2 separate regions of the Homo sapiens genome follow, and region 1 is linked to region 2. Evidence: read pairs that join two places in POLR2A ChIA-PET (ENCODE). Cell type or tissue: OCI-LY7. All regions are shown on one strand.

Evidence for each region. ChIA-PET counts read pairs that join two places held together with the same protein. Peaks named below come from ENCODE experiments on the same cell type or tissue, not always from the same donor. Only the 100,000 strongest peaks of a DNase experiment are listed, where the experiment ranks them.
Region 1: POLR2A ChIA-PET joins it to region 2 with 6 read pairs; 2 of 35 experiments call an interaction of 5 or more read pairs at or near these places.

What each region holds. Positions count from the first base shown.
Region 1 is chr22:21,558,117-21,563,116 of GRCh38, reverse strand. It overlaps a transcript of UBE2L3 not described here. Among named protein-coding and RNA genes, the nearest start is that of UBE2L3, 7.1 kb to the left of the region's middle. RefSeq lists an enhancer at 2,614-3,174. In OCI-LY7, no CTCF peak of the experiment used is centred here; no DNase peak of the experiment used is centred here.
Region 2 is chr22:22,020,418-22,025,417 of GRCh38, reverse strand. It overlaps the pseudogene PRAMENP. Among named protein-coding and RNA genes, the nearest start is that of TOP3B, 40 kb to the right of the region's middle. RefSeq lists an enhancer at 1-94. In OCI-LY7, no CTCF peak of the experiment used is centred here; a DNase peak (open chromatin) is centred at 2,845; H3K4me3 peaks cover 342 bases; H3K27ac peaks cover 1,464 bases.

The sequences.
Region 1 (5,000 bases), 460 kb after region 2:
GTGCACACCTCTATGCCCAGCTAATTTTTGCATTTTTAGTAGAGACGGGGTTTCACCATGTTGGTCAGGCTGATCTCGAACTTCCGACCTCCTGATCCGCCCATTTCGGCCTCCCAAAGTGCTGGGATTACAGGCGTGAGCCGCCATGCCTGGCAATAAATTTTTTGAAAAGAAGTGGCTTCTTCCTTCTCCTGGACTACCAGGCCCTTCTGCTCCCATTGACCACATGCTATTCCTTCCTCCAGTCAGCATGGAGTCCTGGGCACTCACCTATTAGGCCTTGGGCCCAGGTCCAGAAAAACAGATACACAGGGCCAGGCGCGGTGGCTCACGCCTGTAATCCCAGCACCTTGGGAGGCCGAGGCAGGTGGATCACGAGGTCAGGAGATTGAGAACACGGGGAAAGCCCATCTCTACTAAAAATACAAAAAAAAAAAAAAAAAAAAGCCCAGGCGTGGTGGCTCACGCCTGTAATCCTAGCACTTTGGGAGGCCGAGGCAGGCAGATCATGAGGTCAGGAGATCGAGACCATCCTGGCTAACATGGTGAAACCCCGTCTCTACTAAAAACACAAAAAATTATCTGGGCGTGGTGGCGGGTGCTTGTGGTCCCAGCTACTCGGGAGGTTGAGGCAGGAGAATGGCATGAACCCGGGAGGCGGAGTTTGCAGTGAGCGGAGATTGTGCCACTGCACTCCAGCCTGGGAGACAGAGCGAGACTCCGTCTCAAAAAAAAAAAAAGAAAAAAAGAAAAAATTAGCCGGGTGCAGTGGCGGGCCCCTGTAGTACCAGCTACTCAGGAGACTGAGGCAGGAGAATGGCATGAACCCGGGAGGTGGAGCTTGCAGTGAGCCGAGATCACGCCACTGCATTCCAGCCTGGGTGACAGAGCGAGACTCCGTCTCAAAAAAAAAAAAAAGAAAAAAAAAAGAGGTACACAGGCACCACCTGCCCCCAAGGAGCTCACAGCATCTTGAAGAGGCACCAAGGAAAACACCAGACGGTGTTGAGGGTTTGATGAGGTGTGGGGGCTCAGAGGAGGGGCCTCGCAGAAGCTGGGGGAGGAACCAGGGATGGAAGGAGTTCCCCAGTAGGCAAGAGGACAAGGAAAAGAAAGTGCCTCTGCTGGGGCAGGAAATGGGCACTGGACACTTATACCCTTCATTGGCACCATAGAGCAGTACTAACATGTTCTATTTGATAGGAGAGAAAACTGTGGCCCTGGGAGAAGTGGCCCATCACTGGGCTAGGAAGCTGGGTACCAGGAATTGGACCTCATCTAGAGCATGCAGGTGAGGCTTTGCCTCAACCTCCCTCTGACTACCTGAAGCCTCATCTCCCACATCCCTCGCTTCCCACAATCAGTGCTGTGCCACATCACACCCCCCACTGTGCCCAGGCTGTTCCCTCTGCCTGTGGTGCCTTTGCCATTCCCTCCCACTACACTCCCCATGTCCATCGTGGCAGGGACTCAATTTATCATGCTCCCTTAGGTAAGCTGACAGGAAGATGCATGCTGGACCCCCTTTTTTTTTTGAGATAGGGTCTGGCTCTGTCACCCAGGCTGGAGTATAGTGGTGTGATCATGGCTCAGTGCAGCCTCAACCTCCTGTACTCAAGTTATCCTCCCACTTCAGACTCTCAAGCAGCTAGAACTACAGGTGCACACCTCCATGCCTGGCTAATTTTTGGGAAAAGAAAATTTATAGAGACAGTTTGTCTCTATATTACCCAGGCTGGTCTGTAACTCATGGACTCAAGAGATTCTCCCACCTCAGCCTCCCAAAGTACTGGGATTACAGGTGTTAGCCACCACACCTAGCCTGGACCCTTTTGAGTGCAAAGGCAGCACCCAGCATCTCTGTGACTCCCCCAAAAGCCCTCTGGGTCAGAACTGCTATCAACCCCATTTACAGAGGAAAAAACTGAGGCTCAAGCTGTTCCTCAGCTTCTCAGTCATCTGGCTGGTCAGAGGCTCAAGCCCAAGTCTGTTCTTGGACTGTGAGGGCCAGACCAAGTCCTGAGGGGGCTTAGATAACCTAAAGGACTCCCTCTTTCTTTCCTTTCTCCCTCCCACCTTCCTTCCTTTCTATCCTCCTTCTTCTCTCTTTTCCTTCCTTCTCCTTTCCACCTTCCTTCTACTCCATTCTCTGTGCTTAGTGAATGAAGAAATTAACACATTACTTGGCCCTTGTCATCCCCTGGCTAGATTGCATGCTTAACAAACATTTGATGAAGGACTGTCCTCTGACCTAGAGCTATGGCCAAATGACAGAACAAATGGTCATTGCTACTCGTGCCTTTGGGAAGTGGGCAAAGCCTCAAGTTTCAGGCTGCAGAGGAAGGAGGGTGATTGAAATAGATCCAGCCCGGGAGCGGTGGCTCATGCCTGTAATCTCAGCACTTTGGGAGGCTGAGGTGGGCAGATCACCTGAGGTCAGGAGTTTGAGACCAGCCTGGCCAACGTGGTGAAACCTCGTCTCTGCTAAAAATACAAAAACTAGCCAGGCGTGGTGGCATGCGCCTGTAATCCCAGCTACTTGGGAGGCTGAGGCAGAAGAATCGCTTGAATCCAGGAGACAGAAGTTACAGTGAGCCAAGATTGCGCCACTGCACTCCAGCCTGGATGATAGAACGAGACTCCATCTCAAAAAAAAAAAAAAAAAAAAAATAGATCTAAAGGGAAGAGAAATGGAGATGCTACAAGACAGAAGATACGTCTGTCCTGGCAGCAGTGTGGAGCTGGGAAACAGAGACGCTGATAGCAGCAATGGGGATCTCAGGAAGCAGTGCCTGCTTGTTCAAAGGCTCAGGGATTACAGTAACACTCAGGCTGCCAGAGCCAGAGGGCAAGACCCTGCAAGCACCAGTTCAGAGCCCAGACTCAGGTCACACAGACCTGCCCATAAGTCCCTGTGTGACCCTGGACAGTTTCCTTCTCTGGAGAGGAGAGTGCCAGGCTCTCTGGCTATGGGGAGGATTCAGCGATGAGGCTTGTAAAGTGCAGATGGGAAGGGGCTGACCACTCGCTGCAGAGGCACATGAGCTGGGGAGCTGGGCCAGGGCCACCAGGGCAGGAAGCCAGCCCAGTAGGCCAGGGGGCCCCAGCCAGAGAGCTAGAAGCTCGCACCATACTACCCTCCTGGCCCAGGAAGATGTGGACCAGCCAGGCAGGCTGCAGGGCCCAGGAAGAGCAGCACGGTCCCTCTCCAGGTATCCAGCCCCATCCAGTGCTGGGGGATGAAAGGAACTCCACTGGAACTCAGCGGGTTAGGGTCTGGCCAGGTGACCCTCCCTCTCTGAGCTCCAGTCCTCCCTGCACCCTCAAACGAGGGTCATGATAGGACGGGAAAATATCAGTGCAAGAAGGGATGTGAGTGCCCTGAGGGTGGTGGGCATGGGTGAGGGCTGGTACAGATAGCCAGACTGCAGGAGGCTGGGGGTTTGCAGCTCCAGTTCCCACTGCCTGAAATCGCCTCCCAGCTCCTCTGGCAGCCCTCACTCCCTCTCCTTCAGCTCTCAGCTCTTGTGTTTCCTCCTTGCCTCATGCAGGAAGCCTGCTCTGATGCGGCTCTTCTCCCCATGAGCACCACATTCCTCACCCAGAGCACTCGCCCAAGCGCCAATGTTACTACATTCCATTGTTATTTGTATTTAACCTTTGCATTCTCCCCCAAACTGAGCCCTGAGGAACCCAGTTTGAAAACCATTCATGTAATCCATCACTTTCATTTATTGTTTGTTTGTTTATTTATTTATTTATTTATTTTGAGACAGAGTCTTGCTCTGTCACCCAGGCTGGAGTGCAGTGGCACAACCTCAGCTCACTGTAACCTCCACTTCCTAGGTTAAAGCAATTCTCCTGCCTCAGCCTCCCGAGTAGCTGGGATTACAGGCACCTGCCACCACGTCCGGCTAATTTTTGTGTTTTTTAGTAGAGATGGGGTTTCACCATGTTAGCCAGGCTGGTCTCAATCTCCTGATCTCAAGTGATCCACCCACCTTGGCCTCCCAAACTGCTGAGATTAGAGGCGTGGGCCACCATGTCCAGCTTCACTTTTATTTCATAGGTGAGAAAGCTGGACCGGGAGAGGGTAGGAGCTTGGTGAGCCCATGCTGGGACACCTGCCTCCCAGTCTGCAGCTCATTCTCATAGATCATGGACTGTCAATTCCCTAAGGACAGCAGCCACATCTGGCCTGTCTGCCTCTGTCTTCTTCAGTCCTGTATTTACTGAGCACCTATCATGTGCCAGGCACTGTTCTAGACATGGAGGAGACAGCAAAGAACAGACAGAAAACACATAGAAACAAAAATAAAAAATATGCGGCTGGGTGTGGTGGCTCATGCCTGTAATCCCAGCCCTCTGGGAGGCTGAGGTGGGAGGATCACTCGAGATTAAGAGTTTGAGACCAGCCCAGGCAACATAGGGAGACCCTGTCTCTACAAAAAAAAAAAAAATTAAGTGTTTTTTTTTTTTTTTTTTTTGAGACAGAGTCTCACTTTGTCGCCAGGCTGGAGTGCAGTGGTGCTATCTTGGCTCACTGCAAGCTCTGCCTCCCGGGTTCACGCCATTCTCCTCCCTCAGCCTCCCAAGTAGCTGGGACTACAGGCGCCCGCCACCACACCTGGCTATTTTTTGTATTTTTAGTAGAGACGGGGTTTCACCGTGTTAGCCAGGATGGTCTCGATCTCCTGACCTCGTGATCCGCCTGCCTCGGCCTCCCAAAGTGCTGGGATTACAGGCGTAAGCCACTGCGCCCGGCCAAAAATTAAGTTTTTAATAAATAAAAATAAAGGATATGGAATGAAAAGCTGGGGGAGCTACTGTAGCAATGGGGGATGGGAAGCTTAAACCCTCCTGCAGGCTCTCAGGATGGAGCCCATTCCCCTCCTCAAGGCCAGGCAGGCTCCACAAAGCTTGGGGCTTTGGTAGCCGAACAGAAATGGAGCCAGGCCATGCCGGCAGGAGAAGGATGTGAACCAGGTTGCCCAGGAACC
Region 2 (5,000 bases):
CATACCCCACATCCCCCCGTGGGAGGCCGGGCTCCGTGACCCTCATCACTGTCCTCATCACACCCTTGATGGGGTGAGACCCTTAATGAAAATGCACAGGGAAATTATTCAAGAAGAGACCATCATTATGAAAGAGAGAAAAGTCTGCTTCTCTTATGGATACTTGGACCTGAGGAAGATGACCAAGGTCACCACTCTCCCTAGATACAGCCCAGAGAGGGGCCACCGGGATGACTAGGCACCAGGTAGGATGTGCACATCAGGGTGAAATTGGGAATGGGGGAGGTTAAGAATAGAAGGGTTAGAGTTTTATGGAAAGATCAAGAAGATGACCCAAAAGTTCCGAGACACCTTGTCTAAGCCCTTTACTCACAGTCCAATGTGATTTAACCATTCAAATTTTTTGTTTTTGAGAATGGGCTTTGCTCTTGTTGAACCTCCGCCTCCCAGGTTCAAGCGATTCTCCTGCCTAAGCCTCCCGAGTAGCTGGCATTACAGGCACCCATCACCACACCTGACTAATTTTTGTATTTTTAGTAGAGACGGGGTTTCACCGTGTTGCCCAAGCTGGTCTCAAACTCCTGACCTCAGGTGATCCACCGGCCTCGGCCTCCCAAAGTGCTGGGATTACAGGCATAAGCCACCGCGCCCAGCCTCAAGTATTCTTTTATAGCACTTACTTTGTGTCAGGTACCATTCTATTTGCATCGTGAATGTTAACACGATTATTTTTCCGAGGACCTAATCCGCAAGTGTAGTTTCAGTGGCATTGTATGCTGAGATAGATTACACATACACACACACACACACACAACACACACACAAACGTAAATGTTTGTGTATGTGTTTAATGCTTTCATCTGCATGATTCAGAAAAAATTTAGCATAGTATCTTTCACAGTGATCCACACAAAACAAAAAGATGCCTGTGACCTTGACAATTTGATTCTCCATGGTAACGCTAAAACCTGTATAATATTATTACTTAGTAGTCACGCAGTAAATATTTTTGAATTGAAAAATTAGTGAATATTTAAACACACACACACACACACACACACACACACACATTTCCACCTATCCCAACCCTGGGTAAAAAAATACGATGACAATATTCATTTCAGTCTTCCTCTTTTATTTAATAATAATCCTCCATCTAAATTCTCAGCCAGTTTGTTGGGAGTCAGCCGAGATAGATCTGCTTTTCTCACACACAAGCTCCAAGCCCTCTCCATGTCCAATGTATTCTACAGCATAAAGTGACAAGGAATCTGCTCTCTCCTCTTTACCCCACAGTAACTCACCTAGATCTTCCCACCAGGATGGCATGAGCAACCACATCCTGTCTTCCTGTCCCAGGCCTCTCCATTCTATTCTCATTACAGCTGGAGAGTCACTGATCAAATGCCAATGTGAGTTCATCTCTCCCACCTCACAGCCCCGCAGTGGCTCTGTGTGCTTTTCTCAGGAGGCTGATCTGCCCCAATCTGCACCTCCAGCTCTGCAGCCACCCTAAGTCAGAGGTGTTAGAACCAGAGTGACTCCATGTTGAATAGGGGCTTGATTAAATGAGGCTTAGGCATGCTGGCCTGCATTTCCAGGAGGTTAGGCATTCTTAGTCACAGGATGAGCTAGGAAGTCAACCAGACTGGGATCACAAGATACAGGTCATAAAGACCCTGCTGATAAGACAGGATACGCTAAAGAAGCCGGCCAAAACCTACTGAAACCAAGACGGTGAGGAAAGTGACCTCTGGTTGTCCTCACAGTTAGAAATGCTATGGCAACATCCACAAGTTACCTTATGTGGTCTATATTTTTAAAAAGAATTCCTGAAAAGCTAATAAATAATCCACTCCTTATTTAGCATATGATCAAGGACTATCTATACAAATAGCCGACCAGCAGTGTTTGGTGCTGCCCTGTCTATGGAGTAGCCATTCCTTTATTCATTTACTGTCTTAATAAACTTGTTTCCACTTTATAGACTCCTCCCAAATTATTTCTTGCATGAGATCCAAGAACCCTCTCTTGGGATCTGAATCAGGACCCCTTTCCAGTAACACCTGCAGGAAGCACATCCTGGCCCCTTCCCTGCTCCACTGACTGGAGGCACAGGCCAAGGTAATTTCACTGTTTGACTTGAATGACCAATAACTCATCTTTGGGTTCTCACCTCTGATTAGAATCTTCTGACCCTCACCCTCCACCCATCGCCCTCCTGCTCATTCCGAAAGTCCCACATGAAACCCACTTCTGTGGCTTAGGCCTCTTTGGCAACTTGCCACCCGCTCTCACTGCCACACCCTCATAGAAATCCTTCCCCATATGGATCTTGTGTTCTTCTCTCTCTCTTCCCTCTCAGCTCCTGCTCAGTGGCTGAAGCAGATTTGGAGCCACGAACACGAGTCTGGCAGAGCTTTGCTTTTGTTTTTAACTGGGAAAATCTTTATAACTCTATCAGGTGAAAAGACACATCCAGATACTAAGGCAGAGTTCAGGGTAACATTTCTCAGGGGCCTCAGTCAAAGTTTCTGATGTAGGCTGGTCTTTGAGGCCCGTCCCGACACGTACAGTGAGACAGGATCACAAGGAGGGGAGGAGTCAAGTCCATGGTGGACACAGCCCCTGACCCCACCACACCGTGGGGCTGGACTGCCCCAGGCATCCTTTTCTTCCCCACCCTCTGCAGAGGAGGGGCTGCTCATGCAAGTGTGTTTCCATCAGGGGACTGCCCAGCCCCTCCCTGAGCCCTGGAGCTGGAGCTCAGCTCACACTGCAGCCTGAGGAGGAGGAAGGTTTACTTCCCGCCTTGGGAGGGCCCTGGGAGGAAGCACCTGCTGAGACCATACACAGGTCCCTGCTCAGGGGACTCTGCCAGGCCAGAAAGGACACAGCTGCTGAGTCCCCATCAGTGAGCACAGGGCCCAGCTCCAAGCCCCGAGCTCCTTGGAGTATATGGTTCTTACTGAGCTGTGTCCTGTGCTGGTTACAGGACACACTCCTTCCGTGGCCCAGAGACCTGAGAGCCCAGCCTGTCTCTGTAGTTCACCATCCATCATCTCTGTTCACACATCCATCATCCGAATCCTACCTTCTGTGATCCTGATATGTTGTACTTTATTATTGTAGTTTCTCACTCCCAAAAGGAGTCTTGGTTTCTATGTGGTACAAACTGCTGTGAATGTAACTTTTTAAGGTGTTTGTACCCCCAGAGTATATTCTGGAAAAAGTTGAATGACCCACGTGTGCCATCTGGTCAGCATCACAGACACTGTTACAGTTGATGGTTTCAAACATGTGTAGGGGCTGTTCAGGGAATGGCATTGAATGGAAAATTCCCAGGAGATAAGGTTGGTGGCCTTCTTAAAAGATGGCAATTCTCAGCAAACATTTCACACAATGCTTTACCTCTAACAGCACACAATGCTCTTAGAGTTTTGATAGGGCTTAGATGTGATTTACTAATAGTCATGGTCTTGGTAGGCCTAATACACTAGTTAATAGTGTATACACACTTTTTATTTTATGAAGTGAGGTTTATTTTTTAAAGTTTGTAGTTTTCTAAATAGTTGTTCCAGATATTTTATATCAGAATTTGGACTTAGTGTCATATAATGTGTTTACATTTAAACCTTTTTTAAAAAAAACCTGTATTTGCTTATTCTTTGTTTTGGTTAATTATGAAGCTAAGAGAGACATTTTAATGTGTTTGTAGACATGTAGAAAACTTGAACAGGAAAATTTAGAAATCATCACCTCCTCATCATACTCCATATCCAAATTTACTTTAACTGTGTGAATGATCCCCCAAATCCTCAGCTCATGGGCCCATCCAGTAACAACCTACACACAAAATCCCCTTCTTCCCCAGGTACTCTCTTCCCAAACATCCAGAGAGATGTTTTTATTCATGTTGGGCAGGTCACCCCGTGGATTAGAATCCTGCACTGACTCCTCATTGCTGTTTGTATAAAACTCACACTCCCCAGCTTCCCTAAGGCACATTCCTGGTCTGGCCTCTGACTGGCTCACAGCCCCTCCCCTTGATTGGGGTTCCAGCCTTACTCACTTCTCTGTCATGGGAATCCTGAGTTTCTGTCCCTTCCATGGTCTCCATACCAGCTCCCCCTCTGTCTGTTGGGGGGAGATGGGATTCAACTGGAAGTCAGGGTGGAAGCTTATATTTTGGCAACTTTCAGAATTCCACCTGTGACAGTGTGTGTGTGTGTGTATGTGTGTGTATCAGGTAATTTTTGAAGTTACATAAACTATAGAGACTAGTTCAACAAACTCTCCACAGGCATAGACTAGCCTCAACCATTCCTTCTACCTCTCATGCTAATCTCTCACTGAATGATATTAAAACAAATTACAAATATCACATGACTTCACTGGTTTCTGCTTTACTATATATATAAATATTTATATTTATATATATAGTAACTTCCAACCAGACACGTAGGAGTCATCTTAGATGCCTTCCTTTTCCTGCCACGGGGCACACACTTAATTTTTAATTCTCTCCAATTACTCTTTCCTTCTGGATTGTAGATTGCTAACTTCCCTTCTTCTCCACTGTCACAAATCTAACAAAATATATTGTCATCTCTCCGTGAAATATTGTCTTTGATGCCTAACTACTCTCCCAGTCTCAGATGTTGCCTCAGTTTACCCTTTAATCCACTCTCCACTCTGTACCTACAGAGCTCACAGATGCCAGAGGAGGACACTTCAGTGACTACCATGGCCTCTGCAGTCAAGCATATGCGACCTCTTAATGATCCATTCACATCCTTCCTTTAGGTCACCCAGACTCACCTAGAGTGGCTTCCTCTGACCCTGTCCCCACTGAGATCTGCCACACTTAGGCCCAATGCAAGCTCTCTTAGTAAATAGAATCAACAACCAGATATTCTTTTCAAAAATATTATTGACAAATGCTGTTAACAATGCCTGGAACATTCCACCATCATCCCTTATAGCTCATTTTCATTAAC